Regions from separate parts of the Mus musculus genome. Here region 1 is linked to region 2. Evidence: chromatin loops called from intact Hi-C (ENCODE). Cell type or tissue: left cerebral cortex. All regions are shown on one strand.

Region 1 (8,000 bases), 87 kb after region 2:
GTCCCTAGGCCACATGACCAAGGGAACAGCTCTTGTTGTTTAACAATGTTAAACAAAACAATGAAACAAAACACCAAAAACAAACAAACAAACAACAACAAATCAATGTTAAAGACAACAAAGAAAAGTGTTGGTCCCTTGACTGGCTTATCTGTGACTTGGCCTTGGAGAGGTGACCTGTATCCTCAGCCTCCTCTGAGGATACAGGTGAGAGAGAGCCTTGCTCTTCCTCATTACAGCCTTCTCTTTGTGGAGACTGCACGGTGGGGGTGGGGTGGGGCAACAGACAGATGGATGGAAGGACATACTCCTAGCTTAGCCTCAGAATCAGCCAATGCTTGGCCTCACTCGAGGAACCCGCTATAACAACCCCAGGGCCCATGCAGAGCAGGTGTCCCCACCCCTTTGGAGACAGGGTCTTACTATATAGCCTTGCCCTGGATCTGGCTATATAGTCCAGGCTAGCCTCAAACTTACAGAGCTGCACCTGCCTCTGCTTCCCAAGTGCTGGAGTCAAAGGTGTGTACCTCCACGTCTGGCCTGTGTTCTCTTATTTGATAGCTTACCCTGTCTTCATTTTTAAAGCTTTTCCTCTGATTTCCTCTTACTTTATAACACAACCCGGGGGCCATCTTCATTCCTTCCTGAAACACGGTAAGAAAGGCAACCAGACTTCTGCCAGAGGGTCCCATACTCAGTCCCAACCTCCCTTCCCTTGGCCTGACTTTCTGAGGTCTGTGTGCTCCAGTGCCACGTTCCCGTCCTCCCGTGTGACTGGGAGGTCACGTCTCTGGAGCCCAGCGCAGGAGCTGTGGCACCCAACTATGGAGTTTGATACCAGAAACCCTGGGAAGTGCACCCCAGAGTCCAGTGCTGCTGACCATGGTACCCACTTCCCAGTTCAGCCTTTCCCTCTCGGCCACCTTATCAGCCACTCTCAACATCTGGTACTGTGTTCTCACCACATGGTTGGGAACCACGCTTGCCACTTTCTGACTGTCCACAGAATTATAAGATGGAATGGTTTTGTGTCCTGGGTATCCTTCATTTGAGTGGGACTCCAACCTCAAAGCTTCCTTGCCTTGGCGGAGCCAGTTAGCTTATGAGAGAAGGCTGCTTGCGGGGGAGATCTCTTTGGGGGTGTTTCTTTTGTGGAAGTTGATGTTCACAGCTGCCCAGCAAACAACCCAAGGTCAAGTCAGTATCACAGGATGGTTTACGGTATAACAAGCCAGGCCACTTAGTCTTTTGTTTGGTGAGGTTTTTGCAGAATGAATGGTTGGGTGGGGTGGGTGCTTGAAAGCTGCACAGGAGAGCTGGTGGCCCCAGGTGGGCAGGCAGGGAGGTTTCTGCTGATGGCAGTGTCTGGGCCCCTTGGGCCCTCAGAAAACAGGAGGGGACAAGAAGAAAGACTCAAAGCAGCCACTCTATGGTGGTGATGTCCAGACTGCCCCAGGAACTTGGCGGTTGTAAGCCCCATGACTATAGATTATAGGCTGGGGCTCCCTCTCTCTGTAAGAACAAGTTCCTTGGCAAACAGTGAGTGTGTAGCGGGCACCTCCAGACACCCAAAGGTGGACTTGTGCTAAACAGAGCTGGGCTGTGTCTCCCCTGCCCCCAACCCCAGCTGCATTGCAGAAAAGGCCTGCAGAGTAAGTGAAGGAGGTGGTTACACCCACCTCTGCAGATCCCCCCCCCCCTTCCTGCATGCAGCCTGTGCCTCAGGAGAGAAGTCAGGAGCTGTTTTTCTTTCTCCCTCACTAAAGCAGAGGTGCTGGAACCCCGCTGCTTTGAAGTGACGTCTGGGCACAGTAGCTTCAGTCTGCTTCAGCACTAGGTGGGGACATCAAAGCATTCGTACTTCTCTGCCGGATGAAGCCCTCTAACTTTAATATGCTCTAGTTTGCTATAGACCTTGCTCAAGGCGAAAATCTACCTGTCTAGTAACAAAAAGGTACTGGCGCAGGTACCAGGGGTGGCCTGCGTAGCCATTCCTCTGGGTTCATGGTAGTTGATCCCCTCTACCTAACAGTGTGAGATAATGTCATGCAGGACAGTAGCCACCTGTGGCAGTCTGAGTGAGTGGCACACACTCATAGACACGGGGGAATTTCCTGTGGACCTTGACTGGAGACCAGCTCAAACTAGTAGGATTCCCAAACCCCAGGCTCCATGTTCTCACAGAGCCCCAAAGACAATGACCTAATAGCAGTGTTGGCTGAGGGCTCCCATTCCTCTGCTCCGACCACAACCGCCACTTGTGCTTTCTGAAGAAGAGGCTAATCAACCCCCTACACACTCCAGGGATCAAATACGTGCCCAAGGAGCTCAGTGCGTGCAGGGCTGGCTCGCTGTACTCCAGGCCCAGGTCTACAGTCTGATGACCAGAAAGCCACGGATAAAGTGCGCTGGAACGCTGTACTGTGCTGAAGCCCCCTGCGGCTTGAAGAGCCACAAAATAAAGAGCTTTGCAGTGGGGCAGCAGATCCATGTCAGAGCCCAGAGCTCAGTGAAACCTTGGCTGATGCCCAATGCCTTGCCCCAACAGGGCCCCACTAATCCCCTCAGAGGCAGTGTGCCTGCTGAGACCAGTTAGAGGTTGGAGCTAATGGGGATTTGCAGTAAGAACATGGGGTCCCGACCTTCGCTCCCCTGCTTGTCAGAGTGTGGAGTATGGCTGTAACAGGCACTTGGGGACAGTGCCTAAGTCAGGGATGGGCAGAAGGGCTCCCATACCCAGTGGGGGATGACTGGGGGTGGAAAGCTGCCTCCTCAGAGTCCTAGGACCTTAGGGGTGGGATACAGGATAACCTGGGGAGTCTCTGCCTATAGAACTCATACCATATTTCTTAGAACAGATCCCCTTCTCTGGGGCTTCCCAGGATAGACTCTTACCTTCCTCAGTGGCTGCCCAGATCCCTTGCTAGGCGCACAGTGTTCCATCTAGATATGGGAAGGGAAGAACAGAGTCAAGATGACATCATCCACAAGACCAGTTTCTTGTTCTGTGCTGCTTTGACTTTTAGGAGGCATCTGATCTGCATGACAGATCAGAACAGAGACTGCGGGCTCCAGGAGTGCAGAGACTCCTACCTGCCCCGTGTCTGCATCCCTGGAGCTGCGTCCTTGTGCTGATCCCTCGCTCCGGCCAGGACGTGGGAGGGTCACTGAGTATCCTCATTGGTTCCGTTCAGTTATGGTTACATTGCCTTTGCAGTGAGTGCGCCAACTTCAGGATACTCTGGGAGCAAGAGCGATGTCTGCCATTGGTGGATTAGGGAGAGATGGGTGGTAATTAAATATTCATACGCAAACCCAATATGCTTGTATTTGCTATTTTGAATTGGTGCTGAACAGGAGGCTTGCGTGTGTGTGTGTGTGTGTGTGTGTCCCCGCACGCCTGCCTGCCCCCGCTCGTGCATATACTGGAATGTGTAGGTGAAGGAACAGTTGGAAACTAGGGGAAAGGTGTGTAGACAGAGATAAGAAAGCAGAAGGGTTTTAGGTTCATGATGCCCAATGCCCCATAATGTATGTGACCCAGCCAGCTCTTGCTGAATGCCTCACCAGGGACATACACTGTGGGTGTTTTCCGTTATACCTTGACTCTCCAGCATTTGCTGGCCCCTCTGACCCCCTTATCAGAAACCTCTTCCTTTGGTCAGGCTCTGTTATCCTCCCAGCCAGTGATGAGGGACTCGTTTTGAGGGACCTGTGAAACACCATGGAGAAAGGTTGGGTGCCCTGAGTTTGTGAAGCACAGAAGGATGAGGGCTGGGAAAGGCCCAGGCTGTGCTGAGAGGATCTCCAACAGGCCACGTGCAAGCAGAGATGAGCAACTTTAGCTGGGGGGGGGGGGGGTTGACGTGAGTGGTGACAAAAGACCACAGAAGTGTCACGGGGCAAGTCAAATGTAGCAAAAAGTGAGACCGTAGCAGCTGTATAGCAAATACAGGGAAGGCTTCTGGCACACCCTAGTGGCCACTCTGGGAACAACTGTGATGCCGTGTGGGGAAAGGAGGGACAAAAGCCCCGCTTCCATAATACAGACAAATGGAAATGAGGTTTAAAGGTTAAGCTGTGCACTCCTGGGATCTCACCAGGTCTTGCATGACAGACAACGTCCATCCCACAAAGCCCTCTTGGGTTCTCTGGGCCCATGGCTGGTGCGCGGCAGAGACAGTTGAACCCAGAAATCTTCCCATTGCTTCCTTTGATGTCAGCAATCTTCATCTATTTTTTTTTTTTTTTTGAGACTGACCAACACTTGCCATTCCTGATGGCCTTCATACCATCTCTTCTGGGTTTGTAAACTGTTCCAGTTGGTCATTTAAACAGGAAAGAAGGTTCCTGCTGTGGACTGACTGGCCAGGGCCAGTCTGGGCTTCCTAAGGGGGGTTACCTCCCCATCTCTCCCAAAGCCCTCAGGATTCCACTCTATCTGCTCTGCACTCTGGGAGCTTCAGTCGGAGGCCATCAACCTCTCTGGCCAGTCTTAGCAGGCTCTGCCTTGACCCAGTTGTTCCAGGCTGTGCCAGGCCTCCCAGTTATCCCTTGTCCTCCTTCCTGGTATGAGAGCCTGCAGAATTGATTTCCTGAGACACACTTTGACCCAGTGCTGTGATAAGAAGCATTTAAAACCCATTTATTGTAAGGATCCAGTGTTACTGCTGAGGCCATGCTGCCGGCTGATTTTTTTTTTTTTTTTTTTTTAATAAAGACTCCCGGGAGAATTCCTGTCTCATCTGAGTGCCCAAACAGCTGGACTCCTGACACTCGGATCCATTTAGACTACACATAGATCATGTGTGCTGCTGACCCCCCTTCCTTGGCTCTCAGGAAGCACTGAGCCCCTACTCTGCCCTGGCTGGTATGCCTGTGAATCACGGGGCACATTCAGAGAGCCTGCCTTTGAGGTTTCTTCTCTGCTGAGCCCTCCCACCTGCTCTCCTGCTGATCTGTAAATCCCGCCAAGCTACTGTAAAGTCTGCATGGAACAGGCCTGGGTGGAATTGATTGGCTAATCAATACACATAACAAGCCTTTCTTGCCTGGCTGAGGAGAGGATTAAGTGGATAGTGGGGAGCGGCCTGGGACTCTCTCTCAGGCTCTGCCTTGGGGTGAGCTGCCTGCTGTGTTGTGCTGAGGGGCTGCCTGGAGTTGCTGCCTCCCTGTGTACCCCACATTCTCTAGGGCACATCTCCCTGTGCACCCCACATTCTCTAGGGTACCACCTTCCTGCGCACTCTACATTCTCTAGGGCATCACCTCCCTGTGTACCCCACATTCTCTAGGGCATCACCTCCCTGTGCACCCCACATTCTCTAGGGCACACCTCCCTGTGCACCCCACATTCTCTAGGGCAAACCTCCCTGTGTACCCCACATTCTCTAGGGCACACCTCCCTGCCTGCCTTTATCTTTTCTGAACCTCCCTGCTTCCCTGTGGTCAAAGGCGGCTAGTGGCTTGACTGTATCTTCTTACCACCTCCCAATGCCTGTTAACATTGGTCCCTCACTTCAAGGATCTCAAGGGCCTTGGTCAAAGAGCCAAGCCCTTCACAGAACATGTGTCTGAATCTATTCACTCTACTGTAATGAAACATCTCAGGCTGGATGACTCATTAACAACAGGAACTTATTTCTCATGGTTCTCGGTGTCAAGATTCAGAATTTGGTGTGTGAGGAAGGCCTGCACTCAGACTCCCGGGAATCAGACATCATTGTGTCCTCTAACAGCGTTGGGGCTGGCAACTGTGCAAGGCATCTTTGCTTTTACAATTTTTCCATTGCATTAATTTACTTACTCTGTGTGTGTGTCTGTGTGTGAGTGTCTCTGTGTGTATGTATTTCTGTGTGTCTGTATGTGTCTCTGTGTGTGTGTGTGTGTTTGTGGGGGATCTGTTGTGTGTATCTTTGTGTGTGTTTGTGTGTGTATCTGTGTGTGTGTGTCTGTGTGTGTGTATGTCTGTGTGTGTATGTGTCTGTGTGTGTATGTGTGTATCTCTATGTGTGTGTGTGTGTCTGTGTGGTGTCTCTGTGTGTGTATGTCTCTGTGTGTGTATCTGTGGGGGTGGTCTGTGTGTGTGGGTATGTTTGTGTGGGTATGTTTGTGTGTGTGTGTTTGTATGTGTGTCTATGTGTGTGTGTGTGTGTTTCTGTCTAAGTCTGGGTCTGTGTGTGTATGTCTGTCTGTGTGTATCTGTGTGTGTCTGTATGTATATCTGTGTGTGCCAGTGTGTCTGAGTGTGTTGGAGGAGAGGTACCTGTGCCATGGCACACAACATGGAGGTTGGAAGACAACTTGCAGAAGTCAGCTCTCTCCATCCACCATGGGAATCCCTTTCGTCAGGTCCTTGGCCTTCACACCAGCTCTCTGGGGCTTTCATCCATTACATTCCAATCTTGTTCCTGAGAGCTTGTCCCTGGTGTACCCCTCCTGTAGGCCCCATCTCCCAGCACCGTCATTTCTGTGACTAGGCCCCAGCACAGGGAGGCATGAGGTTACCTTCAGGCCACAGCGTGTCTCTGAGCCCTCACATGTGAGGGGTCCCACTGGTGGGATGCTTAGAGAGCATTTGGTTGAGCCTATGCATTTCACACATAGAACAGGGGAGACAGTGTAGCCGAGGGTCTAACACTATGTAGGTTCAGAAACACCTACGGTCGGCCATGTCCTGTCTCTCCTTCCTGAAGGCTCTCACTACCTCATCCTTCAATTGCCCACTGATAACTGTATCATCAGTTGCCTCAAAAACAAACAACCAAGACAAAAAGAAGAGTTGATCTGATTTCTAAAGAAATTGGGGGTCTAACCTGGGTTTCTCCTACAATTGCTAGGTTCAGCAGGGAGCTAGCTGGGACTGAACAGTCTGCAGGGCATAGAGCCTTGGCTTGTGGCGTGGTTCCCAAGGGGCCCAGGCTTTCTTTTGCTCTGTGATCCCCCAGAGTAGACTTGGAATCAGAGCCAGCCTAGTTCAGGACCGGGCGAGACACTTGGTTCTGTCTCCTCCATCCTCCAGCAGTCACAGCTTGCTTACAGCAAAACAGAGGGGAAGCCAGGGCCACGGAGGGCCGTGGAGAGCTCTCTGCTATGCTTCATTGGGGTTGGCCAACCATGGGGGCCCTGCCAGTGCTGATCACAGCTACTGGGAGCTTCTCTCTAACCATCCTCTGCCCAGAGGGGAGGTGACTGGGGACAGCGTCCCAGTGTCTGCCAGGACAGAAAACTCCTAACTACCATTTACTCATTCAGCCAGAGCTGACAAAGCAACTAGAACCCACCCAGACTCTGGAGTGGGGTCACTCATGAGGCCAGCCACCTCTCTTCTTATTACCATGACCCTCCTGACTGGTACCCTCTCTTTCTCTGTTTGTCTCCCCAGGGACCTGAGTGAGAATTTTCTCCAGGCTGTGCCCAGGAAGGCTTTTCGGGGAGCCACAGACCTCAAAAATCTGTGAGTAGAGGCTTGGGATGGTCACCCTGGCACACCCCTAACTGTACCATGTGTTCTGAGCCACCTTAGAGAGAATAGGCAGGACCATGTCTTGATGGTGACTCTGTGTGACAGCCCCGTATGTGCTGAGAGGGTACTCTCTGGGGACTGGGGACATGGAGTATGAACCATGAGGTGACAGGCCACATTTCCAGCCCCTAGCTCTCCAGTGACCTCTGGCTTTTGGGGTTAGCAGCTGGTTTTAGTCTCCTCTAAGTTATACTGCAAAGCTGCTGCAAGTCCGTTAACATTGCTGAGCCTTCCTATATTGTTTGAGAAAACAATGTGCCCCCCACAAGCTTATTCTGAGGTTGAAATGAGATGAGGAAATGCGTACACTGCGCTGGGTACTGTTTAAATGCGATAGCTTATTAGTATTCAAATTTATTCCGGTCCAGGCTTACCACCTCCTGAGGTCTGGCTACAAACAGAAATGGCAAATGCCTGGCATGCTTGTCACACACACCCCCTCCCATGCCTGTGGCAGACATCGGTAATCGATCAG
Region 2 (8,000 bases):
CCAGTCCCAGGGCTTCCTGGAGCCATCAATATTCATAAGCAGTGATGATGGAACCCTGGGAAGCAGGCATGCTATCACTGTTTTTGCAGTTTGGGCTCCCCGCCCTAGTGACCTGGGGGTGGGGGGAGATGGGCCTTTGTATAAAAGCTGGAGGGAAGGCTCTCTCTCTAAAGTTATCTAGAAGGCAACAACCCTCAACTGCCATAACGAGGGGCCTCAGTACATGCATGGACCATTCCACTAGGACAGGGAGATGTGACCCTGTGTTTTCCTATGGGGGTTGCCTGTAACTGGACGGCAGGCTGAGCTGGCTTGGTGGAGCATGCCTGCCAGAAGCAATGTGCCAGGCCAGCTTCTCTTCATCCGTGCAGAGGGAGCAGGTGGCCCGGGCTTCAGGGAGGGGGTAGGGAGACCCCCAGAGGGAGGGGCATAGGAGAGGAAATTGAAAAAGCAAAGTAGGGGGGGGGTTAGCTTGGGGTATGTGGCTGGCCAAGCGGTTGTTTAATGAGTAAATGTGCCGGGAGCGCTAATGAGCTGTGTTCATTCATGGTAAGCTGCCTCTAGGAGCGAGGAGCCCGCCAGGCTCTGAGGTGGAGGAACTGGGGATGGGAGCCAACTTGGGGAGCTGCCTGGCTACTGGGGCAGGGCCTCCCATGATGGGCTGGCTGGGGAGTCTTTGTCCTGGGTCTGAGTTGCCCTCCTTCCTCCCCTCCCTTCAAAGGAGAGGCCAGGCCTTGCCAGGCGTTGACAACTTGGCTTAGGGCCTGCTTGGAACTCACTGGCCAGGCGAATCTGGAAGCTTCTAGTGTAGAGCCTAGCTCTCGAGAGCCATGAGCAAGGTTGATCTTGCACCCCCGCCCGCCTCCTCTCACCCCTCCCCGTCCCCGTTCTCCCTGCCACTCCGAGGACTCCAGGGCATGTCGCCCAGTTAATCAACACTCTCCCCTTCCCCACATGGGTCCTGGCTTCTAAGAGCCTCTGAGATTACGGGGTTGGGAGAGAGGAACACCTCTGGAGCAGAAGGTTGGAGGCGTACATAGTTTGGGCACTGTCTGTGATGGGCCTACTAAGTGCCAAATGCTGGGGTTGGTGCCAGAGGAGGAAGTGAGGGACGCAAAGGGGTGGCACTTTGCTAGTGGGGTGTCAGGGAAGGAACACCAGTGTGAACAGCTTCAACTATTGAGGAATAGACAATTACGACACTAAAGTGTGAGGATTTCCTAGTGCTGGGGGATGGGAGGGGGAGGGGGGGAAAAGTCCTTAGAGGACAGGCTGGCTTTCTGGGAAAAGAGGCAAGTGGCCCTTTTATATTTAGATCCCAGTGATAGAAGCTCTTGATATCACACTGTAAGGACTGGCAGAGAAAGCTCCCTCCCCAAGTTACCAAATTTGTCTTCAAGAGATAGAGCTGGGATGTAGAGACTGTGCTCTGATCAGAAGTGTGGTCCAGGGCTTGTCTTGAATGGAGTCAGACATTCAAGTGTGCCATGCTGACCACAGGGCCTTATGCAGTATATGGTAAAGTAACTGGAAGAGTCTGATCCAGAGGGAAAACAACCAAGCATCCAATGGTTCCAGGTGAGTCCCACGCCTCTAATCGTGTGGTGACTTCAGTATCTCACCACTGTGACAAACTGCCGTCATTGCTGGGCTTAGGTTCTGCTCCCCCCTCCCCCCAAGAAGGGGGACCCTGCAGTAGCTCCACTAGGGGGGCTTTTGACTCTTGACCATCTGAGCTACTTCTGATGCCCAGTTGTTATCTGCACATAGGGCCCTGACTCCCGGAGCTCAGCTCAACACGAACTCCAAAGCTTGCGTGGAGTTTCCAACAGAGGAATGCTCGACAGAGCCATCTTTATCGGGGGGGGGGGGGGGGGGGGGGAAGTCCTTCTCTTTGAGTGCAAAGCTTTGGAAGGGATGCACATGGTGTGGAATAGGAGGAAGGGGACACCCACAGTGACACTCAGATCACCAGATCAACCCTGTTGATCAATGGGATGACAGATGTCTCAGCCAGATCTCCCTCACATCCGGAGCTCAGCTCTTTAGAGACCCAGAGAGCCACAGCTGTCCGTTTTGGGGGAGGTGCTTTCTTTTCTGGGGTTGGAGGGAATTCTGTCCCTCACTGGATTTCCTATTCACACCCACATCCCCAACTCTGTCAGAATAAGAAAATTCCTTGCCCATGGGGCTGTGAGGCCCGAGGTCCTATTCAGGTACCAGTTGACTGGGTGGTGTTTTTTTCTTCTAAACAGGTTCTGTGTTCTCTCCACTCTGGCCTTTTGAGAGGACCAAATATTCCTTTTCTTCTGTTTCCACCTGCCAGATGTGGAGAGGCTAGTTGCTGGATTTCCAAGGTGGCTTCCTATTGGTATACCAGTAGAGAGGCTTGTGTAGAAAACACCTCCCCTCCGGACTTACAAAGTCCTGTCAGGACTCCTGTCATCCCAGCTGGCTGGCTTCTGTTCCCGGAAGAGGTTGGGTTCTGCCTTTAGGGAGAGTATGTGTTGAGGGAGAAGACTAACCTGGCCTGAGGCTTTTATATTCTCTCAAGTCTCTTCCCTCAAGGTCCCAGGCTGGGCAAGGAAAGACAGCTTGGAGAGGCCATCTGGTACAAGAAGCCTCACCAACAGTTGACAAAGGAAGTTGGTGGGGCCCGGTGACCTCTTCAGCCATTGGGGAAGTCTGTGGTCCCAGGGAAGGGAAGGTGTAGGGAAAAAAAATCTTTTTGCTCCTCTGCCCTAGTAGCTGAGGGTACTGAAGTGACTGGTCTAAATGTACACATCATTGCAGTGTGTGTGTGTGTGTGTGTGTGTGTGTGTGTAGCTTACAGAGCAGGTCCAGTCTGTAAGCCCCCTTCCCCGGGCCCCCGCAGCCCTTGGCGCCTGGGAGGTTGCACCTTTGAAACTGTATGCCAGCGGCTGGACCTCTGTAGCAGCAGAGAAGTGGTGGGGAGGAGGCGGGCGGTGGTCCGTGCTTGGGGGGGAGGGCGGGAAGGAGTCTGGCCCTGGAAGTGTGCTTTTCGATTGATGGATGACTGCCGGGTGTGAGCGAGCGTGCGGGTGTGAGTGTGTATGTGTGTGTGTGTGTGTGCGCGCGCGCGCGAGGTGTGTGTGTGTGCGCGCGCGCGGGGCCTGCCCATTTTCCTCCTCACAGCAGTCAGTTGGGAGCTGGAGGGAGAGGGAGACGCCGGCAGCGAGCACTGGGAGAGGAGCTGAGCGCCCTCCGCTTAAGACGCCTTTCCTGGGTCTACGCACAGACGCTGTCGCTGGGAGCATCTAGGTACCACTCGATCCGCAAGGGCGCATCGCACGATTCCACCGGCTCTTCGGTCCTTCGGTGGGGATAGCACCTGGAGCTAGCCCCGGACGGGGATGGTCAGCGGCTGCGGCCGTCTGGCACGCGAACGGGACACGGCGAAGGCACCATGGCGCTAACGCCCCAGCGCGGGTCCTCTTCGGGGTTGAGCCGACCGGAGCTGTGGCTGCTGCTGTGGGCAGCCGCGTGGCGCCTGGGGGCCACGGCGTGCCCCGCCCTCTGCACCTGCACCGGCACTACGGTGGACTGCCACGGCACGGGTTTGCAGGCCATCCCCAAGAACATCCCACGGAACACCGAGCGCCTGTGAGTACGGATCCGCCCGTCCACTGGGAGTCCCTCCACCCCCTCGACCCCTGGTTGCTCTCCCACCCTGACGGATCAGAGGGACCGGAATCGGGTGGGGGGCGCTAGACCGTTGGGCTCCGTCGCCAGTAGAGGAGTCAGTGCCTTGGTAGGTTTTTAGGAAACCAGAAACCAGGAGCGCATTTGCAGGTGCCAGATTCAAAGGGCCCTGGAAGCATCCTCAGCCCTTCCTCACACCTGCCCCTTGCGATCTCTGCTCTCCGCTGTGACAGGTCCTTCCCACTGTACAGCACTTTATTCCTCTAGGGTACCTGGAGCCTTCCTGGCACCTAGGAGAACAGCTTCCCACAGACTCCAGGCACGGTGTCTCCTTTTGGACACATGGGGTTTGCTGGGTTCTGAGTGGGCAGGTGGATTTGGGCTCTGAGGGCTCGCTGCCACGGACCAGAAGTTTCTGAGCACCTATTCTACCCATTGTTTGGTCCCAGAGCCTGGATAAGTCTTCCCTTGAAGGTGTAAGCAACCTACCCTCTCCTTCAGTCTTCATCCTGAGCCCAGGCAGACAGACAATGGGACCCGAGGGCCTTTGGTTTGGGTTTTGGGGAATATGACATCGGAACCCTTACAGGGTGAGAGGAGTCCTGGACTGCGAGCTCAGGGATGATACTAGAGGCCAGGAGCTCGGACTGGGACATAAGGTTGGAGACATTGACAGTGACAAGTCATAAAAACCACCCTTCCTTCCCTCTTGTTCTCTTGTACTTCTGGATTTTGAGGTAACTCCACCCTTTCCAGACCTGCCTCATGAGCACGGTGGAGCGTGTGTGATACATTTTCTCTTTTCCTGCCAAATGTGGTCGGTGTGAAATTCCGGCACCTAAGGATACCACGGCAGTGTGAGTCCGGGGGGTCTGCGGGTCGTGCGAGTGGATTTTTAGTCACACACAGGGCCTTTGTACACTTTCAGAGGTGACTGTACCAGGGGATTTTTTTTTTTTTTTGATACTTTGGGGAAGGTTAGTGGCTTCTTTGAAACCATGCTCCTCTTTCTTTCCACACTCCTGGGTGACTACAGTGAGCGTCAGAAAAGGTATACATATTTTGATAACTCAGGAGCATACTTTCATGAGTCTCAGCTGGCCAGAGGCAAACCCCGGGGAGAGCTGTTGCCTACATCAAACTCTGAACTTCTGTACCGAGGCCAGCAATTAGTGAGTACATGCTTGCCCCAGACTCTTTCTTGGCTGGGTTTGAGACATTCCCGTGACAGTTTCAGAGAATTTGCAATCTGCATGCAATCTAGTTGGGAACTGGCGTGTGTGTGTGTGTGTGTGTGTGTGTGTGTGTGTGTGTGTGTGCACGCACCCATGTAGAAATTGGGGTGACCGAACTGAGTTTCCTTGAGTCAGCCTCATGGACCTAGAGAGAAATTAAGGACAATCAAGTCTGTTTGGAGGACCTCTGAGGTCACCTTGGCCTGTTCTTTCCGGATGAAATTTCTGTCCCCTGCTTTACCCAGTGGTGTGTTTTTTCTGGGCTATTACCCTGGCAGCAGCCCACACAGGAGACACATGAGGCCCTCTCCTTTGCTTTTGCACCTTGTCTACTCTGCATTCTTGCTTTCCCACTGTCCTACTACCTTGACTGCTTCTGATAGGCTCTGCTTTGCCTTTCATGAATTCTTTAGTCTTTTCTAGTCAGTGAGATGGAAGTGAATCCCCAGACAGAGCAGAGTTGGGGGTAGCCCTGGAAGCCAGAGTATCTGGGTTAGAAGCCCAGCTCTGTGAATTATGGGCTATGTGACTTTGGACAAGTTACCAGACTTCCCTGAGCCTTGGTTGCTTTCTATTAGGAAATGGAGTCTGGGCTACATTGGGTTTCTGGTTCTTGTGGCAATGGAAGGTAATGTCTGGAAGAGGCTGGGTAGTATTCTGGTGCTTGCTTAGTAAAGCGCTATGATGGTAACACAGGGAGACAAGTCTCACGTTTATCAAGCCAGTGCCTTCTCTCAGTTCTGAGGCCCCAAAGAGAGTGAACCTGTCTCTGCCTTCAAAAGGCAGATGGTATGAAGGGCTGGACAGGGGACCGTTAGTAGGAAGATATAGGGAGAGGCCCAGCTAGCCATGTGATGGGGCTTGAGAACACAAGGCCAAGAAGCCCTTTTGGGGGTCTAGGGGGCTTCTTAGAAGGTGGAGAGTGTTGTTAGGGTTGGTGGGTTTTGCCAAGCAGAGTCCAGGCAACACAGGCAGGAATGACTGCCTGAACACAAAGCCTGTGTGGCTGGCCGGCCATGACTGGTGTAGCCTGCAGGTCAGATTTTCCCAAGGGCTGAATCACACCATGTCCAGAGAGGAGAGGAGCCTGGGTTATAAAGAGAGATCGGGAAGGGCCAGGAAGGCCTTTCTCCAGCTTCACATTCCCCTTGAATACGTCTGGGTGGGAGTCCAGGGTGATCATCTGGAGGAGCTAAACAGGTGAGCTGGTCAGAGGCTGGCCAGCAGCTCCCCAGGTTGGGAAGCGTCTGAGGCTGTGTGCTTACCTTCTGTTCTCTGGGCATCTCTGGTGGTCGCCCAGGGGACCCAGCAACTTTATGACTATATATTTTGTAATGCTGGGTTCAGACCTATTCGGCCAAGTGGGGAGACATTGCTCTGGGTTTCTGTAGAGACCTCTGGAAGAGCTTGTGTAAGGCCCAGCGCTGCTATGAAAATTGGTCTAACCACAGAGGCCAAGGGCTGGGTGAATGAACAGAGAAGGGATACCAAATAATCTGTTATAGAACAATTATAGTGGAGAGCAAGGACGGAGGAGACCTGCTGGCAAGACCCTGGAAAAGTCATGGCTTTGTGCTCAGAGGGCGCCCAGGCTCAAAGGGTCCATTCACGGTGGCCGGATGCTAACTTTTCTCCTTCCACTTAGGAATCTTCACTTTCAATGTTTGTACCAGAGTGTCCAGGAATGAGAGAAGCAGGTTTAGTCTGTATGGAAGCAGGTTTAGTTTCTGCTCTTCTCTACTACCCTGGCACTTGTATGTCAGGGTGCAGAAAGGGAAAGACATCTGCCAGACCTTCTATCAAGTCACCCAAGGATGGAGAGAGGTGGGGCAGGGCCCTTGGAAGGTCAGGATGCTGATTGTCATTCCCCCTGCCCCCCTCCAGGTGTATCACAGTCTGTTTCTTGTCAAACTGTGAGACTTGATTTCCTGCCACTGTGTATGTTCTTGCATCCCTTTTGCTGGTTGGTCTACCCCATCCTAGCTGCATGCATGCTTCCAAGATCCATGGCTTGCCCGGAAGCTGCAGTCAGTAGGGCTAGATTGTCACATTCATGGTTTGGGGAGCCCATTTGGAATCCATATAATAATGGAATTGAGGCCAAGGGCTGAAACCATATCTGTCACCAAGGTCTGGCTAGGTGAGCCACTGTGGGATCCTACAGGAGAGAATTTTGCTGAGCAGGGGAGTTGGCCTGGCAGCAGTATGTGTGTGTGTGTGTGTGTGTGTGTGTGTGTGTGTGTGTGTGTGTGTCTCCGGCTCTCACTGGCACAGATATGGAAGCCACTGTGCTGTGCTCCGAGTGAGCAACTTGTATAGAGAGACCCAGGGATGGTCCTTCTCCTGCTTGAGACTCTGTTTCCCACAGATAAAGAGGATAATGACAGTTTTGCAGGAAATATTCTGGGGTCCAGTGGCATGTGGGTGATATTCTACCTTCCCTTGGCCTGTGGGAATAATGGTTGCTTATCCCATCAGAACTTCACAAGGATTCATTCATATTGCATTTACAAAGATGCTTCATAAGACGTCCTATGCTAACACTGTGAGAAGCCCATGCTAAAGGCTAGAATGTTCAGGTGGCGTAGGAGGTACTTGCTGAGGCTTGGCCGTGCTGCAGGCTGCTCTTCCTTGGCTGAAAGCATGTGGCCATTGTACCTGGGCAGCTTTTCCTTTCTCCCCTGCAGTTTGGACACAGGGAGATGGGGCTCTGCAGGGTGGAGGGTTGCAACCACACTGCTCTGGTAACGCCTGTCTGGTGTTTTGTTCGTCTTGCTCTGCCTCTTGGCAGCTGGGACATCCTGCGGGGCTGCAAGGCTGCAAGGCTGCATTCCCTCATTCAACAGATAGCTGCTGTCAATTGAGCTCTCTGCATTGTGTGGAGTGGATGGAGAAACTGCCTCTTCCCAAGTTCCTGTCCAGCATGGGATCCTGAAGAATGGTCTGATAGAGAGATAAACACATAATTGCAAATTGAGATAAGTGCTCATGAAAAGCGCACTCCCTCAAATCCTGGGGGTTTTTTTGCCCATAAAGTGGGGGGACCTGCTTCAAAGGCTGGGCCTGGGTATTGAACTCCATAATAGGCAGAGAGGTGCTGTG

What was found. Hi-C counts contacts between places; a loop is a spot of excess contacts. Peaks named below come from ENCODE experiments on the same cell type or tissue, not always from the same donor. Only the 100,000 strongest peaks of a DNase experiment are listed, where the experiment ranks them.
Region 1: a loop joins it to region 2, with 3 times the contacts of the local background. A loop is called at or near these places in 13 of 42 quality-filtered maps.

Annotation. Positions count from the first base shown.
Region 1 is chr19:41,652,151-41,660,150 of GRCm38, reverse strand. It overlaps Slit1 (slit guidance ligand 1), which reads left to right. Exons shown (of 37, transcript NM_015748.3): 5 at 7,385-7,456. Among named protein-coding and RNA genes, the nearest start is that of Gm34116, 35 kb to the left of the region's middle. In left cerebral cortex, a CTCF peak has its summit at 3,991; a DNase peak (open chromatin) is centred at 3,980.
Region 2 is chr19:41,738,836-41,746,835 of GRCm38, reverse strand. It overlaps Slit1 (slit guidance ligand 1), which reads left to right and starts at 2,980. Exons shown (of 37, transcript NM_015748.3): 1 at 2,980-3,624. The coding sequence starts at 3,428. In left cerebral cortex, no CTCF peak of the experiment used is centred here; DNase peaks (open chromatin) are centred at 671, 3,185 and 3,744; H3K4me3 peaks cover 2,653 bases; H3K27ac peaks cover 1,086 bases.